Regions from separate parts of the Homo sapiens genome. Here region 2 is linked to region 1. Evidence: chromatin loops called from intact Hi-C (ENCODE). Cell type or tissue: dorsolateral prefrontal cortex. All regions are shown on one strand. Each heading gives the region's core, and the rest is flanking DNA. Links, peaks and the distances in the headings are about the cores only.

Region 1 (11,461 bases), core at 2,076-10,075:
CAAATCAATATGTATAGAATCTCTAGAATGTTCATAGGCAGTCATTCCATTCCCTGAACTTTAGCCAAAACAATGAAGAGTAAGGTGCGAAGATGTTTGTTGCAGCACTTTTTAAAAAATACTGAATAACTGTATACAACAAAGCTGATAGTCTAAAATTTATAAATATTTACTAACTTTGTATGTATGTAAAATTAGCCTTATGTTTTTAGAGTTACAGCTAGTGACCTGAAAATAAAATTAGGTTTATATAAATAAAATTATAAGTTGTAAATTTAAAGCATGAGTAATGTTGCTTCCTTGCTTTAACTGCGTGGTCAACTATTAGACAAAATAGAAAAATACTATGAGAAAACTAACTAACATAACTTGAAAGAGTCATGAAATCAATCTTATCAAAGTTGGGTGAAATGTGTCAGATAAACACTCAACTCAAAAATAATCAACTTCTATATATATTCTTTACTTCTATATATATTCTTCTACAAAGTCCCTTGAATAGTTTCTGTAGCACATATATACAAATAGAATTAACAGAGCCATGAAGGTTTATTTTGCAAAAACATAAAATTCCAGGATGCACCAGGAATCCTGATTTTTTTTTCCTGTAAAACTAATGGTAAGTTGTACATCCAGATGCCTTCACAAAGAAAATTATTTTTAGAAGAAAAGTACTTAGAGAAAATATAATTTTCATAGTGCATGCAGACTTTTTTCTTTATTATCACTATTTCTACAACTAAAATATATAGTGTCAGCCTAATTCATAGTTTGTTACTCCTTTACACAAAATGATAAAATGAAAATTTGTCACAGACCCTGCAAATGCTCAGTACTCTTCATGTAGTGCTAATGATCTGCAATAATTTGCACTGTACTTACAAGAGACTCTATTTGAAAGTTCTTTTCCGGAGCCCAATTGTTGTTTCTAAATAATGAAGTGAATTATCTGCTAAACACAAGAATTATATTCAGAATGATAAGATTATCACCTGAAAATCATACTAAATGCATTCTGCTGGTTTCCTGCTCACTATAGGACATAGGTGCATTGAGTATAATAATGCAGAATTACAAATACTATTTATCTTGCTTTGTGGTGGTGATGTTGTTTTGGTTTGTGGTTTTTGATCAAGCAGATATAGTTGAATATAATTTTCTTAAATGAACCTATGATACAAATAATAAGTAATATATCTTTCCAGTGCATTTAAATTTCTTTCATTATTCAACAGGCACGTTCATAAACCCAAGTCCACATAATTAAATATGATTAGTAAAGTGTACCTCTTTACTGATTCTCAATTTATAATCATACCCCGAAGGAGGTTTAAAGGGAAAGTTGCTCAGAAAAAAATGAAAACTATCTTATAATATTTTAATAGTATAAATCATAATATCTACTAAATGCAACAGTGAAACATTTGCTAAAATTTAAAGTTGCATAACTTACATGTATACTAAGAAAAAGTAACTAAATAAATTCACACGTTTAAATCTTTGAAGAAATTTCATGTTGTGTCTAACAGTTGCTAGAGCCACTAAGAAAAATGTAATTGAACTTAAAGCACAAAAAGGTTCACCTAACATAGAAAAAAAATAAATTCTTATGGTTAATTTTGGCTATGTTGATATGAAAAGCAAATAAAATAAGCATTGCTGGCAGATACAGAGTGTGTTCAGCACAAAGATAACATAACAGTAGGCTAATTCGTCTTTAAACCCTAGAAGGTTGAATTGTTTTCTTGTGAGAAGCTCCTGGAAGCAAATGTTCTCTCTATTATGAACTGTATAATATGGGTGAAGCCTCCCTTCCCTAATGAACACATCAGTGATCTCTGATATCAGTACAGTTGTGGCTGCAATTCAAAGCAGAGATGGAAGAACGGATGTGACGGTATCTTCAGGAAGTAACTCCCATCTCTAGAGTCCTTGAGTACTTACAACAAAATAAGCTTTTCACACACTCATACTAATGATGAAAAGAAATTGAAAAAAATAAGAAGTCAAGATACAAAACTGCCTCCGTTATGAGGAGCAAGATGTTGGCTGGCAATACATATGGAAAGGAGCATTCTTTTTAAAAGTCCCTTTGTGTAAGCATGATGGAACAAAATAATGACAGAATCCCTAAAATGGCAAATAGTCTGGTGATAAATTCTTCCAAGATAAATTGCTTGCATAATAAAAATCATCCACAAAAGTATTCTAAATATTCTTTCAACCTATTTAAATGATTATATCATAACTATCAATTGGCTATGGAAGCACAATGCTTGCCAAGCATCACTTTTAAACCTTAGTAAAATTCTAGCTAATTAATATAAAATCACCATGAATTTTTAAAAATCATATTTAACCTCCAAATTAAATGTGTCTATGTGTTGTTCACATGAAATTCAATAAGACTAAGACCATACTGTCACTACAGAAAAATCGAGCTACATTTGTTTTTAAGTAACTATCCCTATTTTCCCTAGTTTGGGTGCTTATATACCACAGCATAAACAAAAACATGAGCTTGTTGTGTTTACTAAATTCTGTAGCTTCCACCCAGTTATTTCAAACAGTACCTATACTATTGGACTGCTTTTTACTCTCTGAAGGTTTCTATTGTCATCCTCTGCTGAGGAAAAAGGTAAATACAGCAACTCTGCCCTACTTACGCCAGGGGTAGAGAAAACTACCTGCCAGACACAGCAATAGCACTCTTGGGCTCTGGTGGGGAAAAGAGGCACTAGCTAGCTCTCTGAAAGTCTCAGTGGGAGCACAGCCTTGTCCCTTGAGGTAAGTAAAGTAGAAAGCTATCAGTCTTAAAAATTATCGTGAGCAGGGAAACTAGAAACAGTGTTAAAGTCACGACATGCCCTGGAGTAAGAACATAGTAAACTTCTCTGGCCATGTAAAGGTTTATTAAAAGTGTCAAGGAAAAGAATCCTCTGGATATCTTCATTTGTAATAACTCCCCACTCTTCATAGAAATTACTCTTAAGTGTCATTCACTCAGTTGTTAAATGATTAATGAACTTAAGTTTGACATTTTAGGAATTGTAGTAAAGCACCTCCCTGAAATAATCCTTCAGGAAAGGGCCTAAAGTAAAGGCTAGATCATGACCGCAAAAATTTCTAGTATCTGTTGAAAATTACTCACACATTCCTTTCCCTGTAGAAAAAAACTACCGCTAGAATTTTGTCTTTCCTATTTTTGTTCTTTCATTACATTATCTTGACGTTATAGATTTTAGAAAATCTTATATTGGTTTTGAGATCATACAAAAAAATGAAACAATAAGATGTAAATATATTCTGAATGTAAACAAGTACATGATTATTTTTGCAGTTTGTTTTAGAACACCAGTGTATATTGTAATTATGTTTTAAAATCTATTTTTTCAGATATCTTTCAGTTTAAAAAGATCTAAATAATGATAATTGCTTAATTTGTGCCTGCCATTTTCTTTTTTCCATTTATACAAGGGAAAAGTCAAATATTCCAAACTACTCCACACTGGAATTTAGAGTATTAGCTCAGTTTTTAATCATTTCCCATTTCTTTGAAATGGATAATAAAATTAAATCATCACCTGATTTCAATTTGTTCCTTTGTTCAGTAACAATGTTTTTATTAAAGAGATATTTTGTCTCAGAAGATTTCCTTGGGAAAATAAGGAGAATCCTGTAATTCCATTCATTCAAAAGACTTTCGCATGCTATTCTAATTCCTGAAAAGTGGCCCTATGTTTTTATTTAGCAAGTGGGAAAAAGTTTAATTACTTGATGTGTGGTATCATTTTGATAAGGGATAGTCCTTTTCACATTGCTGAAAAAATAAAAGCATCATATGTAATCATTTTATTGAGTGAAATTAAATGTTAAAAGTTCAGCATTTTTGCATGTTAATATTGAACCTGGTACATTTCTGGAAATACCACATTTATTTTTGCTATTAAGACTGGAGACTTTTTTCATGTAAGTTATTTTCATTTAAAAATTTTAAAATGAGGTGAAATATATTTCCATTGGGGACTGAGGAAAAGATAATATTCTATACTTGATTCCCACCTTTAAAATTCTAAAGAACATGACAACCTTATACATCTTAGAACAGGGTCATTTATAAGTTTGCTTCCCTATCTTCCTACTGGAGGAAACAGGTTTGATTATTTATTACATCTTTTTAATATGAACATTTTCTTTTTTTTAAAATTTTTAATGAACGTTCTTTCAATCAAACTCTTAATGTTCTCTAGACTATAAACGTCATTAGGTTTTATAAGTTCTCCTTTGGACTTTGCTGTGTGTTTTTACAAATAAGTACCTTAAAATTATACACTTTCTAAAATCCATTCACTCTTTGCATAGATCACGGAGGCTACTGATTTCTGAGACGATAAATATCTCAAAGAAGGCAAAGACCGTCACTCTGAGCCTTTGTGTGGCGGGACTGTGGATTTTTCACAGCTAATGTCATTCAGAACTGTGGACAGCTCCCGTTAAGGCATGTAGTTGGTGACAATTTCCCTTAGTTTCTAAACTAACTCCAAGGCTGCTTTACATTGCTATATTTATCCTATAAAGAATACTTAGTATATGCACATACTCCTTTAGTTGATTCTTCTTTTCTTTTCGAACGAGTTCGGCCAAATAAATAAATATCACCCTGAGTTATTAGGAGTTACTAGTTCTGGATTTTAAAATGGGAAGTCCAGCCTTGTTCAGGAGCTAAGATAATCGTGCACACGCTAATAAGAGGATCTACTACACGACCTTCATTTGACAATCTCTAAATATGCTTATCACCGAACGAATACTTGAGCGACAAGTAAGATCAGAAAACGTCTTAATTTTAATTCTCCAAAGCGGAGTTTTCCTGCTGACAGCTTTCCTGTCCTTCTTCCCGAGCTGGAGGACGTGAAAAAGATTTTTGAAATAGACTTGCAGTCAAGGTCAAGAAAGGGTGCCGCTCTATTTCAGAAAGGGGCTCTGTCAACGCCCCCTCTCTCTGTTTCAGGAACTAGAGGCTTCCTGCCACGCTCCTGCCCTGCCTGGAAGCGCCTGGCTTTGGTGAGACCTCACGTCAGGGACTATCCAAGTGCAAATTGCCCTTCTTTTGCCTGCCGGCCGCTGTTTCTGAGTAAACACAGCGAGGATAACCAGCGCCTATAAAGAAAAACAGACTAAACACACTCCCCAGGGGCGAGCGCGGCAGGAACTGCTCGGGCTTGTGAATCGCTGTCTCCGGTTACCCAGTCTTCTTCTGAGCCCCAGAAGCCTCCTTTTCCCTCCTGGTTGAGACCACACTTGAGGGAGCCGCGCGAGGAAGGGTGGCTTCCCGCTTCCTCACGCTCTCGTCTCTGAAGTAAAAGTTTCCCTTGTACAACTTCGCCTCCTCCCAGGAGGGTGACCGTGGCCTCCATCCTTCCCTGATCTGTCCCCGAAGTTCAGGAGGCCAAGGAGGAGAGCCCGTCCGGGATTCCCGGGCAACAGGAGCACATCCTCCGAGCCCCTCCTGGGTGGAAACTACCCGGAGGCGCCGAGTGGAGCCTGCTTAGCCCGAGCCGACGCCGCCGGCAGCGCCACCCCCCGCCCGCCCTCCTAGTCCCCGGGACGCCCCCCACCCAAGGGCGGGGAAGCGCGTTTCAGGGCGCGCCTGAAGGGAGGGTGGGGCGGCGACCGGGAGCCCTCACCTGAAATCACTGTAAGGGTGGATAATCCAGAAGCCTGCAGTTTTAACCCTTTCCTGCTCCTTTTCCACCGCCTTCTGGCTCCCAAACATGCGGAGGGAGAATTTGTTGACCCCGGGCTGCAGCATGGAGGTGAACTGCCTCTGCATGAAGCCGTACTGCCGCCGGGGCCCCTCGGCGTCTTCGAAGCCCCCCGCCGGCTCCTCGCCGCCGCCGCCGCCGCCGCCACCGCCGCCACCGCCGTCCACCTTGAAGCACACGGAGTTGCCGTGCTCCTTCGCGCCGGCCCCGCCGCCCCCCGGCGGGGTGCCCAGGCGCTTCTCGGCCGCGGCCGGCCCCGCGCCCGTCGCGGACGCCTTGGCGGGGAAGACGCTGTTGCCATCGTCCCGGCTGTTAGACGAAGAGTTGGGCTTGCCGCCTCCTTCCATGCCCGGAGGACGCGGCCGGCGACGGCGCGGGCTCCAGACTCGCCGGCCGCCCGGCGCCGGAGACACGTAGCCGAGAGGGTAGGGGCCCGAGCCGGCTGCCGGCGAGCCCAGCTGCCCGTCGCGGCGGCGGCGGCGGCGGCGGCGGCTGCTGCTTCCCGACCGCGCCGCTGCTAGCTGCGCGCCTGGCTCCCGCCGCCGCCGCTGCCCTTAGTGGCTGCGGTCCGGGCTCCGGTGCGGCTGGTGCTGAAGCTGAGGCTGCCGGAGCTAGGCGAGGCTCAGCTCGGCTCAGCCCTCGCGCCCCAGCGCCTCCCCTCGGCTGCCCTCTGTTGGCCAGAAAGGGTCTCTCCCCGTCCGCTCTCCACACATGCTCGTTACTCTTGCTCTACTTCTGCCCAGCGTGACATTGAACTCAAGAGCCCTCGGAGGAGACATTCATTGGTACACGTGGAGAAGGACTCGGTGTATGTTTGCATGAAAGACAGGGGAGAGAGGAGAGAGAGCAAGACTGAACTAGCGAGTGTGTGTTGGTCCAAAAGAAACAAACATCTTAAACTCATGAAGACATTGTCTGAACGCCTGTTTGAATAACGTTACAGATGGAGAAAAGGGGACAAGCTGACTATGCATGCCAACAATTCAAGTGCAAAACCAAATGTCCAAAAGAAAGTAAAGTTTGACAATGGAAAATAAATGTCCAAAGTATCAGGGAAAGTGTGCCTGTGCGTGCGCGTGCGCGTGTGTACTAGAAAGAGAGGCAGAGGGCAAAAGCTACCAGGTCTGTGTAATCCTAGGTAACCAGCTGCTTGGGGCTTTTCAGATTAAGGTTCTGCACCTGGGGACAGACAACTGACCTCCTTACACTTATCCTTGTTAATTCTTGCAGAGTTTTTTAAACAGAGGACGGGATTTCTTTCTTTCCAAGGCCATTCGTATCAATACACGTGCAAGCAGATCTATCAGCCACCAATATTGAAAGAAAAGTGTGTGAGGGAGGCCTCGCCTGAGCTGACCTATCTTTTTAGATAAGTTACATAATCAATAAAACACATTAAGGGATGTGTGTGTCGGTCAGTGTTTAACGACACCACGCTAGGAAGTTAAGACGTCTTGGAATCTCTCGTCAGAATGTCATTACCATTTCAGAAGGGGGGAACACTCTTAAGGGAAACTTACAAGTGTAGTACTGATGCTGAGGAAAGCATTATCCGTTTCCTCTTATTCCCTCTGCGTCTCTGAAACCCACTGGATTAGCTAAAGGAAGCAAAATGTGCTGCCAAACCCACCAGTCACTCAGCAGGGGAGCCCCGGCGTCTGAAGAGCTTCAAGACTCCCGAATGTCCCAAAACATCTGTTTCAGATACAAGCATTGCCTCCCTGCCCATAGCCTCTTCAAAGGAAATCTTGCCCTGCCAAGAGTCCCAGATCCCCTGGGTTCCTGTCAGCTGTAGCCACATTTTATGGAGAAGGGGCAGGCACTCAAGGAGGGAATGTGTATGTCAGGCTGGCAACTAGTGAGCTATCATGAGGAAAAAAAAAATGAGTGGGGCTAATCAAGGTGTTTTTCTGAAAAATTAAACAGTGATGAAGCCAATTAACAATGAAGGAAGCAAGGATAAAGACAAAGGAAGACAATTGGATGCCTTCCTGAGGGGTTAACAGAGGCTGAGAAAGGAAGCAGAGAACAGAGAAAATAGCAGAGGGAAGCAGAAACGAGCCATTAGGCCTAACTCAGTTGCAATTCTGTAAGATTTCCTTACCATTCTCCTTACCATAGCCTGTGCTAAATCTCCTTTTTTCACGGAGCTATGTCCTGACTCAGGCACCATCTGTTTTCAACTAATCATATACCAGAACCCTAAGAATAAATATGGATGGCCAAATTTTAATGGTAAGAGATAGGAAAAATATGAAAATATAGAGCTCTGATCTGTCAAAATAGAGACCTTTCTCTACTTTGGAAAGCCAAGAGGTCAGATAAGGATACCAGGTGCTGAGGGCAGAAGGAAGCCACGGGAATGGATAAAAACAAACATTGCCCAAAGCACAGTTCTGCCTAAGAAAGACCCGATTACTCAGGCAGCTTTTCTTTATTAGACTAAAGATGTTTCCCTACTTTTCTCCCATTCTGCATGCTTCCTCAGTCCCTCTATTTTCAGTCATGAGTGTGACAATGTATATTTTAACATAAATTTTAAATTTTATAATAATGTAAAAATATACCATCTAAAATGTTATGCTGAGTTTAAGTAAGTTTTGCTTTTCTTTTAGCCAATCTCTCTGTTTGTTCTATTGCAACTTAATCTTACTCATGACCAGGCAGTTATTTTAGTAAAAGTTTTTCTGAGTTTCAAGGTTTGTACTAAACTGATATGACAGAATCACTGAAAAACAAGATCTCAAAATAGAACTAAGAAATGTCTTAAAAAGATCACAAGTCATTGGTTGTTCCAAGTATAGCTTCTAGGCCATATTTTATTTATTCAAAATCTCAAAAAATACATTTTCTTAAAAATTTGAGAATGTGTATATTATATCAATGCATTAACTTAAAGTTGTCAGCAATATAAAAAGTCATGTTTATTTACTTTTCAGAGTGTTGATTTAAAGTTGTTTAGAATATGAAATTTAAGTTTTCTTTGGAGGAAGAATGAACTCTCAAGAAGATTGAGACAAAGTGAAAGCAATAAAAGAATGGAATCAGTGATAGAAGAAGAGACAGAGAGAATCTTGAAACTTCAGAATAATCTCTTCTTATCTTGTCTTTGTATCGGTTTGTTGATAAACTATCTCAAGCTAAAATCTAGCGAGCTAAATGCGAGTGTTTATTTCAAAGACATCTTAGAAATAAGACTACCATCATGTTGACTCTGTGTCATTAGATGTTCATGATGTCAAAATGCTTAGTATTTTACAGGAATCTGATTTCTGAGGACTCATTAGAGAATATCAATTATGAATTAATTTCAGGAGAACGTCTCATCAGTAGTTGTAATGGGTGCTATTCAATATATACAAGAATTGTGCATCTTCTGAAATGTTCCCTGTCTCCTTTAATACTCTGCTTAAGATCAAATTGCAAGGCAGCAGCAGAAGATTAATATGCATCTAAAATAAAATCTCCATGCAGCAGATACTAGCACACGTGAAATGAAAGAAAAAAGATAGATCGGTGACTTGAAGTTTGATGGTTTATTGGAAAATCTCAGTGAAACTTAAAGATTTAAGGGATAAGACATTTTGACCCTCTTAGTAGGACAGAGTAATATGTTACAAACATATTACACGTGTAAGGAAATAAAATAAGAACATCTGTTGAAGAAGGCAGTGGTAAGGAACAGTGAAAAAAAAACTTCCTCATTGACAACCTCACAGTCTTTCTGTGTCTTGTGTACAGGCAAATCTGATTATCTATCTGGAAAGCCACATCAACATCATGCTTAATATGAAACATTAAAGCTGTTAAAGTCAGAACAATACGCTCATATCCACCATTTCTGCAATGCATGGTATTTTTAATTGATAATATTGTCTCCTGAAAACCCCAAATAATCAACTGGATAATCATCATAACTAATAATAGAAGTTGGGAAGTTGGTATCAACTTTTGGTTACTTTAGTAAACATGCAAAAATTAACATTTTTCCTAAGCATCAGCAATAACCATTAAGGCAATATAGAGAACAATGATTTTTTTCACAATTGCAACTAAAAATGAAAACTACACAATAATAAATTTAACAAGAAATGTCTGAGATCCATAGTTTAAGATACTTTATTTTGATAAAAGACATAAAAAGCATTTAAATAAATTAGCTATATACTTTGTCCATAAAGTCTCAATATTATAAATATGGTGCTCCTTCCAAAATTGATTTTAAGTTTCAAACAAAATTTGGTGATTCCATGGACACAGGGAGGGAAACATTACACAACAGGGCCTGTTGAGGGTTGGAAGGCAAGGGGAGGGAGAGCATTAGGACAAATACTTAATGCATGAGGGGCTTAAAACCTAGATGACAGGTTGATAGGTGCAGCAAACCACCATGGCACATGTGTACCTACGTAACAACCTGAACCTTCTGCACATGTATCCCAGAACTTAAAGTAAAACTTAAAAAAAAGAAAAAAAAGAAAGCAAACCAAACAACTCACCAGCAATATACAGTCATTCCTGGTAACCAATAAAGCAACTTACTTACTTTAAAACGAACAACAAAAAAAAGTGTTATTAGTTTTCTCCATGCGGACAAAAGCAACAAAATGTTTTTAAAGTTTAACTGGATTAATAAATCATTTTTAACAGTTCATAAGCTATGGCTTAAAAATGAAAACAATGAAAAAATGTCCAAAGTATTAGAATTGCTTAGGGTAGCACTGAGCAGAGAAAGAGACAGATAAGGCAATGCAAAAGAGTCAAAACCAGGCCGGGTGCAGTGGCTCACGCCTGTAAATCCCAGCACTTTGGGAGGCTGAGGCAGGCAGATCACTTGAGGTCAGGAGTTCAAGACCGCCTGGCCAACATGGTGAAACCCCGTCTCTACTAAAAATACAAAAAAATGAGCCATGCGTGGTGGCATGCTCCTGTAATCCCAGCTACTCGGGGGGCTGAGGCATGAGAATAGTTTAAACCCAGTAGGCTGAGGTTGCAGTGAGCCAAGATCGCGTCACTGCATTCCAACCTGGGTGACAGAGTGAGACCCTGTCTCTAAATAAATAAATAAATACCAGAAACACACTTTAGTTTTAATCATAGCTCCAAATTGTCATTCCACATCAATGAGCAAAGGATATGTTGTATAGCAAATGGTCCTAGGATGGTTAACTATTCCAGGGAAAAGGAAGGTAGAATATAATATCATGTCATTTCCTAAAGTGAATTTAAGATGATTTAGTATTATAATGTAAATACTAAAAATCATGATAGGTAAATGTTTATAAAAGCAAACACTGGAAAAGACTATGCCACTTTAAAAGATTGATAGATATTTACTTTTCAGAATTTTTTCCATTGACCTGCCTATATAAAGACTAACAATACTATACAATTTTAATAGTTTTAATATATGGTGGCCCAATCCCAACATCTGTATTTCTCTTCATGTGTCTGCATACATACATATTAAACATGATTTTTTTTCATATACATGTAGAATTATTTTTGACAAATTTTGGCACTTGTCTTTGTAGTTAAGGCATTTCGTTTGCATTGCACATAGAGACATTTTAGGAAGAACTATCATCTTTCAATATTGAGTCTCTATTCAAAAGCAAAATAGATATTTTTTCCCTATTTCTTCCTTCTTGTATCAGCGCTAAATGATACATATTATTGTCAAACATTTGAAGAAT
Region 2 (9,467 bases), core at 1-8,000, 70 kb after region 1:
ACACGTGCCATGGTGGTTTGCTGTGCCCATCAACCCATCATCTACATTAGGTATTTCTCCTGATTCTATCCCTCCCCTAGCCCCTCACCCCCCAACAGGCCCCAGTGTGTGATGTTCCCCTCCCTGTGTCTATGTGTTCTCATTGTTCAACTCCCACTTATGAATGAGAACATGTGGTGTTCGGTTTTCTGTTCCTGTGTTAGTTTGCTGAGAATGATGGTTTCCAGCTTCATCCATGTCCCTGCAAAGGACGTGGACTCTTCCTTTTTATGGCTGCATAGTATTCCATGGTGTATATATGCCACATTTTCTTTATCCAGTCTATCATTGATGGGCATTTGGGTTGGTTCCAAGTCTTTGCTATTGAGAATAGTGCTGCAATAAACATAAGTGTGCATGTGTTTTATAGTAGAATGATTTATAATCCTTTGGGTATATACTTAGTAATGGGATTGCTGGGTCAAATGGTATTTCTGGTTCTAGGTCCTTGAGCAATCGCCACACTGACTTCCACAATGGTTGAACTAATTTACACTTCCACCAACAGTGTAAAAGCATTCCTATTTCTCCATATCCTCTCCAGCATCTGTTGTTTCCTGACTTTTTAATGATTGCCATTCTAACTGGTGTGAGATGGTATCTAATTGTGGTTTTGATTAGCATTTCTCTAATGACTAGTGATGATGAGCTTTTTTTCATATGTTTGTTGGCTGCATAAATGTCTTCTTTTGAGACGTGTCTGTTGATATCCTTTGCCCACTGTTTGATGAAGTTTTTTGTTTTTTTTGTCTTGTAAATTTGTTTAAGTTCTTTGTAGATTCTGGATATCAGCCCTTTGTCAGATGGATAGATTACAAAAATTTTCTCCCATTTTGTAGGTTGCCTGTTCACTCTGATGATAGTTTCTTTTGCTGTGCAGGAGCTCTTTAGTTTAATTAGATTCTATTTGTCAATTTGGGCTTCTTTGCCATTGCTTTTGGTGTTTTAGTTTTTTAGTTATGACGTCTTTGCCCATGCCATTGTCCGAGTGGTATTGCCTAGGTTTTCTTCTAGGATTGTTATTGTTTTAGGTCTTACGTTTAAGTCTTTAACCCATCTTGAGTTAATTTTTATATAAGGTGTAAGGAAGGGGTCCAGTTTCAGTTTTCTGCATATGGCTAGCCAGTTTTCCCAGCACCATTTATTAAATGGGGAATCCTTTCCCCATTGCTTCTTTTTGTCAGGTTTGTCAAAGATCAGGTGGTTGTGGATGTGTGGCATTATTTCTGAGGCCTCTGTTTTGTTCCATTCTTCTATATACCTGTTTTGGTACCAGTACCATCCTCTTAGCATTTCTTGTAGTGCTGGTTTGGTAGTGGCAAAATCCCTCAGCATTTGTTTGTCTGAAAAAGACTTTATCTCTCTCTTATTTAGGAAGCTTAGTTTTGCTGGACTTTGGCTGACAATTATTTTGTTTAAGGAGGCTAAAGACTGGACCTCAATCCCTTCTGGCTTGTACGGTACCTGCTGAGAAATCTGCTGTTAGTCTAATAGGTGTCCCTTTATAGGTTAGCTGAGGCTTTTGTCTCACAGCCCTGAAAATTCTTTCCTTTGTGTTGACTTTAGGTATCATAATAACTGTTTGCCTTAGTGATTATCTTTTGCAATTAATTTCCTAGGAGTTCTTTGAGCTTCTTATATTTGTATATGTAGATCTCTAGAAAGGCCAGGGAAGTTTTACTCAATTTTTCCCTCAAATAACTGTTTCAAACTTTTGGACTTCTCTTCTCCCTCAAACACTAATTATTTTTAGGTTTTACTGTTTTAAATAATCTTATATTTCTTGGAAACTTCTGTTGTTATATTATGGTATGTTTTTGATAGTAAACATGATGTTAGTAAATATGATGTTCATTTTTTATTGTTCTTTCTTTGTCTTTGTCTGATTGGGTTAATTCAAAAGCCTTGTCTGTAAGCTCTGAAATTCTTTCTCCTACTTGTTCTAGCCTATTGTTGAAACTTTTCAATGCAATTTGTATTTACCTAAGTGTGTTTTTCATTTCCAGAAGTTCTGATTGTTTTTTTCTTTATGATATCTATCTTTCTAAACAATTTTTGCACTCATATCCTGGATTTGTTTTTTTTTTTTCAGTTGTTTTTCACCTTTCTCTGGTATCTCCTTGAGTAGATTAATAATCAACCTTCTGAATTCTTTATCTTGCATTTCAAATATTTTATCTTGTTTTGGATTCATTGCTGGAGAACTAGTGTGATCTTTTGTGGGGATATAGAACCCTGTTTTAGTGTTATAGAATTCTGTTTTGTCATATTACCAGAATTACTTTTCTGATTCCTTCTCATTGAGTAGACTATTTCTTCAAATTTTTCTTGAATTTATTTTTGATTGGACTGTATTTTTTTATTTTTTCCCTCTTAAGGATCTAATTATTATAGTTTATTATAGCCTAATTTGATTCTTAATGCTTTTAGGTGTGAAGAATCTGTATGAGTTTCTCTGTGTGCTGGTATCCCAGATGCTGGTTGTAGTAGTTATGTATTTGGTGTGTGGGTGAGTTCACTGTCTCCTGTGGGGTTGGAATGGCAGGGATCTCTTGAAACTTATCTCATTGTGTACACTTTATTTATTTGTTCAAATTTTCCCCAGTATTTTATTTATTGAATTGATGATTCAGGCTTTAGGTCAATAAGGGAGGTATCCCTGGGTAGGCACTCATTGTAGCTAGAGCAGGTGGTTAGATGTAATACCTAATGGCGAGCAGAGGTCCCAGCCTTGAAGAAGGTGGCTGGGGTAGCTCTCAATTTGATGTGCTGAGGCTTTATCACGATGGAGGATGGGAGCTTCCTCAGCTCCCCTCCTAGGCAAGCAGGACATCTGTCCACCTCACAGCCTCACTTCTGTCCCAGTGTTCTAGCTATTTGTATTAGACAGGTACCTCTTTTCATTTGCAGGAATGTTAGCGAGGATTTGTAACTGCCTCTCATACAGGCTGAATCTGAAGAGTGCTCCTCCTGTGAGGCTGCAATGTCACTGAATTGTTCCAGGAAGACTGTCTATAGGTGCATCCATTCTGTGTTCCCATGGGAGAAGCCCCAGCTGTGTTTGCAGTTGTGTATCGGAGGGAACAAAGACTCCTTCTCCAAGACTCTTCATGATCACAAGGCGCCTGCTTATTGGGGTGGAAGTGCAAACTTTCTCTACTGCACCCAGCACTGTAATTGTGTTTCTGCTGAAAGAAACTTCCCATCACTGGAAAAATCTGAGACTTATGATTTGCCATTCAGATTTTTTTGTCCCACAGGATGTCCCTTTGATATAGTGTCCTCCTCCTTCCCTTAGGAATAGAACTTCCTGAAAGCTAGACTGCAGTGATTGTTATGGCTCTTCTGGGTCTAGCCACCCAGTAGGACTACCAGACTCAGTTCTGGTTCTGAGGAATATCTGTAAGAGATCCATTGATGTGACCTGTCTTCATGTCTCCCAACAGTGGATCCTAGCACCTGCTCTTATGGAGGTGGCAGGAGAGGGACATAGACTGAGATTCCTTGGTTGTAAGTAGGCTTACTGTGCTGGCTTATTCTAGTATTGAATCTCTCCTGTGGATGGACTCAGGACCTCTGGTTAGCCATTGCGTCATGGGCAGTGGTGATAACCGATATCACACAGCCATTTTTCTCCTTCCAGGGTACAGTGTTATTCTACCTAGAGGTGCTGTAATGGCCTATGTTGGCTGGCCTCCAGCCAGGCAGTGGTGTTTGCAGAAGAGCACCAGCAGCAGTAGTAGTAGTGGGATTTGAGCTTGGCTTAAGTTTCCCAGGAGAAGTATTCTAGTTTTTCAGAGAATAGGCAGGGTCATAAAGCTCCCAAAAGTTTATGTCCTTTGTGTTAAGCTACCAGGGTGGTGGAGAAATATTACCAGGTGGGGGCAGGTTTAAGTGGGTCTAAGCTCAGACTATCCTTGGGCAGGGCAGGCCGCAGCCCCTGTGGTAGACAGGCTGGTTCTCAGGCTGCTGGGGTAATGTTCCAGAGAGGAGTATAACTGCCACTAATGCTTAGAAGAGTTTGCAAAGGGAGTGGGGAGTAGTGGGAAGCAGCAAGCCTCACTCAGCCCCCACACAGTCGGTGAGGCCAGTCTCACTCCCACAGTGCTCTGCTAAAAGCACTAGGTTTAGATCCAGGCAGCCTGAGCACAGAACTCAGATTGCCCTGGCCATAAGCTTCCCTGCAGAGAAAGCAAGCATGACTCTCAGGCCACGTCCCTCCTTGTCTGCTGCAAGGCTGGGTGCCCACCTCCTATGCTCCTGTCTGTAACACACTTTCCACTCTTTCCCAGGTTCTGTTCAAGGGAGTTTGTCACCACTTGAGATTATATCACAAAATCCAGTTGGGGGCATCTTTCACCCTGGGACCTCTCCTGGAGCTCATTGGCTGAGGGCCCCTGTGAAATACAGTCAGAGATGGCTTCCCTTGGTCCACTCTGGAGACTGGGAATGCCTATGAGGCACTTCCTATTGCTGCTGCTGCTTTTATATTTCATGCCACTCCCTAAATCCATTGCAGCTTTTGGTAGAATTAAGGGTTTCTTAAACCATGGCCTGGATTTTCAGATTCCCTGGTAGGGATGTGTGCTTGGAGGTAGGGATGCTTGTGTTTTTGGGATGTGTGCTTGTGTGCTTGGGATGTGTGCTTCCCTCTCACACTCTGGATACTTACGGTTTTTCACCTGTCTCACAAAGCAGGCTGCAGTCTGCCACTTCTTTCAAAGAGTCTGTGGATTCTTCTGGTTTTCCTTTTAAGCTCCTGTGGTGGTTCTCAGGGGAAGAAAAATCTCTACCCACTATTCTGTTCTTCCAAGTGTGAGAGGCAAACTAACACTGCCTTCTATCTGCCATCTCGGAAAAGAAAAACAATCTTTATGCATTAAGCCAAGATTTTTCCTAAGCAACATCACAAAATGTTCTTCAGCTACAGTGGCCTGAAATAATACTGTATTATGGCATTAGTCACAATTTTAAATGGATTACATTGGATAACCAGGAACAGCGGCAACAAATGCAACAGTTGTTCAAAAAAGCAGTCAAGTCTGGAACTCTCTGGCCTGTAAAACACTCTTTTGTCTAAACTCCTTCTCTGTTCATGAGGATGGAATGGGTTACCTGGTTGTCTTTGTGTTCCCCCCTTGGATACAGAAACATTGGTTATAATATTTTGTAGGTATGTAGACAAAGAAGATGGTATTTACTTTCACTTTCACCTTTATTAGGTCCTCAAAAGAGATTAAAAGAATGACACCAGTTAGTACTAACATAAATTATTTGAAACTTTCCAGTGCTTTCCATCACTGACGAAGATCTGACTTTATGGAAGAAGCCAACTTAACCTTTAAAATTGGCATTCTGAATCCTTAATCATAACTAATTCACACCACTAACATCATGTTTACTATCAAGAACATGCCATAATGTAACAACAGAAGTAAGGAATATATTTTAAAAATTAAATAGTTTAGTTTTTTCTTTTATTGATTATCCTACTTTTGACTGTTAAAAATCAGAAATGCAAAAGCAGATATAAGTTTAACTGACATAATGGTAGGATCATATCTCATATGCAACTCAGTTTTCTAAGGTTTTACTTAAGATGTTTATAACTCAAACAGTTACCAGTAAACCTGTAGGACTATTTCACTAGCTTGATAAACCTATGCATAGTATTTCAAAAAAGAGCTAGAAGTTTTCTTTGTGGTTTAGTCACTTCAGGAAGAGGGAGAAGTTTGGGTTTGGGATCAGAAAGCCACCTGTAAGGAATGTGGAATTCCTTACAATCATTGGTCCCCAAACTAAAAGGATAATAATTTCAGAACATAATATAATAAAATGGACTTACATATATCTGAAAATGGTTTTAGTGCAGTGGACATTTCTATTGTTTGAAAATATGACTGCATTAATTCTAATGATTTCTAAAATTACATTTTCTGGCAAATATAGCATTTGAATTGCCTGGATTCAAAGGGAGAAAAAGAGTTTTCAATTTGTTCATGGCAGAAAGGCTATCAAAATATTCATAGTATGCTTATGAATATTATGGCATCAAGCTCCTCTATTTTGTTCAGTTCTTAAGCTGGAATCTCAGCTAAATGTGTGAAATTATTTGACTATATCTGAGTTTCATGCACTGATGCTTACGTTCTTTTATAGTACAAAAAGGTTTTGAGGCATGGAAAGGATTAATAAAGCCAGTTATGTTTAAATTAATTATGGTTTATAGCTTGGTAATGTGTATATATCCATGCTCTTTAGAAACAAAGAGGGAGCTCAAAAAGTGCATCTTGAATCAAACGAAACAATTTTACAGCTGAAATAGCAATTTCCTACCTCTAAATGTATATAGCTATTATATCCAAGATGTTTTCTTTTTAGAGTTCCAAAGTAATATTTTGCACAATCCCTGGGAGTTTCAGTCAAAATAGCACAGTGGAGTTTCATCTGGCCAACAAATGGTCAGAGCAGTTATAATCAGAGCTAACAGCCCTCTTGAATTTGAACTGTCCCCGATATGTTTCAGTTGTTGTCATTTTAAATGTGGTGTGAATCTTTACGTTGATACTTACATATATAAGCATATTTCTTACGAACCAGGGTTTTGGCAAGATGTGAGAAAAAAAGAGAAGAGAGGGGACGTGAAAAATAACTAAAGAATAGACAAAAATAAATATATAATATCTTTATCCTTTCAAAATGCGTGAGCATACACAAATTTGTGCAAATACACCTATGCACACACTCATATATACACATATATACATTGATTTTTTTGATACTTCTCTAAAGAAAAGTATGGGGGGGAAAACAAAAACCAAAATGCATGATTTACAGCAAATACTCCTGTTTTCTCCTTGAAATTCAACTTCTTACTCGTTTGTGCTTCCTTAACCCACTCATGTTTTCCCCCCCACCATGTAAACTTCTCAATTCACTGGGAGAAATTACTTTACAACCCTAAATTTGTTGAACATTCTCTCTATACACTAACAGTTTTGTTCCCATAATAGAAACCTCTTAAAGCGTGACAGGAAAGCTCATCATATCATGCATAATTTCATAGTCAGCCAGATATTTAAATTGGAAGAGAAAATATGAGTTATTTCACATTATCCAAACCTACCCTTGCCAAGTGATAAGACATTATAGTACAAAATAATACCACTTTTAATAGCATCAATTTTTTGAGGATGACCTGTGTCAGGCATTACATTATTACTCACCACTACGTTATTAGAAATGTATTATTATTGACATTTTGCAGACAAGAAAACCAACACTTAGGAGGTTAATTACATGATTCTGACCCTGATCCAAACTCTAACCCTGATGCCAGGATAAAGAAGTCCATCATGGAATTGAGATTTGAATTTTATTGTATTTTACTCCAAATCCCTAACTTTCCCCACTACTGCCTGTCCTACATTTTCATGCATCAGCTACTATTTTAATTATATGGCAGGTATACATTTATGAAGAGAAGAGCAGCAGTACATTTATGAGAGAATAACAACATTTAGGAAATAAGACACAGAAATCCAATTACAGAACATTTTACTGCGTGGAAAATATAAACAGCACATGCGTATCTAAATTTTCTGGGCTCACTGAGATGAATTCTAACCATAACTCAAATATTTACACCAGAGGCATTTCACACTTTTTCTATCTCCCAGTTACCAGGTCATTTACACTTTCCCACAAACAAGGAATAAGAATGTTGTTAATTGGCCAGGCACTGGTGACTGATGCTAAATGCTATGAAATCTACTTTATGCCTGATCTCAATAATGTGTCAAGATACAGAAAAGCTGAAGATTCTTTTGTGTGTGTGTGTGTGTGTGTGTGCGTGTGTGTGTATGTGTATGTATAGGTCCAAATTTATTAAGTTACTTTAAGTGTATACGGTTTATCGCATGTCAATTATACCCCAATAAAGCAGTTTTTGAAAAGTTTAGAAGCATAAAAGGTGTGCTTCATGGAGAAAAGAAGCAACTAAAATATTGGCAAAAACAAAATTGTCCATTATACAACCAAAATGACAAAAGTAACAGGCCAACTTACTTGAGGGAGCTGAAAAAAGCAGGAATCTGGGTCCTGTGGAGAATACTGAACAGATACACCAACTCCGGACCTATTAACTCCTGACATCTTCTAGTGGAGGAAAATACATGACTAACAACTAATTAGTTAAGAAATTTTATATTGGTTTCTCTGTTATACGCAGCTGCTTGCAATACAGACTGATAAAAATGTTAAGTTATTATGGATAGAAGTCAGCTGAGAAATGTCAAGACAGAATCAATTTGCTTCAGAAATATGGGCTGATAAAAACAAATTGGAAGAATTAACATAGCATAGCAGTACAAGGGAAAGACAAATGATACCAGGAACCAAGAGTGATTAATAGTTATTTTAAGATAGTTGGGTCCCCTAAAAATCCTAGATATTTGGGTTCAATGGGTGATGAATGGATAGCATGGAGCTAAAACCAGAAAAGTTACAACCAGGAAGGATACAGAAGAGAAGGAGATGTCCATAAGCATGAATAATGGCACTCATGTGTTACCCATAGGTGATCTGATGATCATGGCAAAATGCAAGGCACTTTGGTCACCAAAGCAAATATAGGAACCCAAATCTAGTCATCAAGACAAAGTTCTGCATAAGAGCTTACTTTAAAAGAATCACCAATTCTTAGCAAAGCTGGTTAAACAATATTAAGGAAATGAACAGAGTGCAAGAATTGGAAAAGGCCTAGTAAGAAACAAATACCAGAATACCAGTCCAGGTAAATGTTAGGAATTCAAAGTGACAAGACCAGAGCTAACAGTATCAAGGGAAACCACATAAGAGCTGGGCCAAGAAAGCATCATTTTCATAGCAGAATGCAGCCAAAATATTTATTAATTTTGATTAAAAGCTGAGTAAGATGATATATGCAGAAACGAAGGCAAACAAATTGCTTAACACAAAATTCTGATAATGATAATTCTGATATGATAAAAGGAAATAATTAGCTATGTAATTGTTTCAGTTGCTTTTTGTATAGGAATAGTAACTTAAAACAATGCAGATATATAAAGAGCATTTTTCAAAAGTTGCTAATACCCTCATCTTTACAGCAGGATTTAATTAATTAATAATATGTATTATTATTTGTATAATATTATTATACAAATTATTATTAGCAGTATAATAGTATGAATGTATTTATTCCAATTTATCTGTGAAAATTTGGCAAAAATAATTTGAGACTTTTGTTTCACCCATTTTAAAAAATATGGTATAACTGAATCCATGAGAAATTACTTTATATTAAAGGCCAAGTAACCTAACACAAGTATCCAAGTTACAACCATAACTTTAATTATCTGGACACACAGAATAAGCTATCCTATTCAGTGGGATCAAAATTAATATGC

What was found. Peaks named below come from ENCODE experiments on the same cell type or tissue, not always from the same donor. Only the 100,000 strongest peaks of a DNase experiment are listed, where the experiment ranks them.
Region 2: a loop joins it to region 1, with 9 times the contacts of the local background. A loop is called at or near these places in 5 of 110 quality-filtered maps.

What each region holds. Positions count from the first base shown.
Region 1 is chr5:45,689,982-45,701,442 of GRCh38, forward strand. It overlaps HCN1 (hyperpolarization activated cyclic nucleotide gated potassium channel 1), which reads right to left and starts at 6,399. Exons shown (of 8, transcript NM_021072.4): 1 at 5,688-6,399. The coding sequence starts at 6,112. RefSeq lists enhancers at 4,772-5,273, 5,274-5,773. In dorsolateral prefrontal cortex, for the core only: a CTCF peak has its summit at 6,452 (motif pointing left); DNase peaks (open chromatin) are centred at 5,140, 5,310 and 6,410; H3K4me3 peaks cover 4,725 bases; H3K27ac peaks cover 3,769 bases; H3K27me3 peaks cover 1,449 bases.
Region 2 is chr5:45,761,629-45,771,095 of GRCh38, forward strand. No RefSeq gene overlaps it. Among named protein-coding and RNA genes, the nearest start is that of HCN1, 70 kb to the left of the region's middle. In dorsolateral prefrontal cortex, for the core only: CTCF peaks have their summits at 4,862 and 5,062; no DNase peak of the experiment used is centred there; H3K27ac peaks cover 1,479 bases.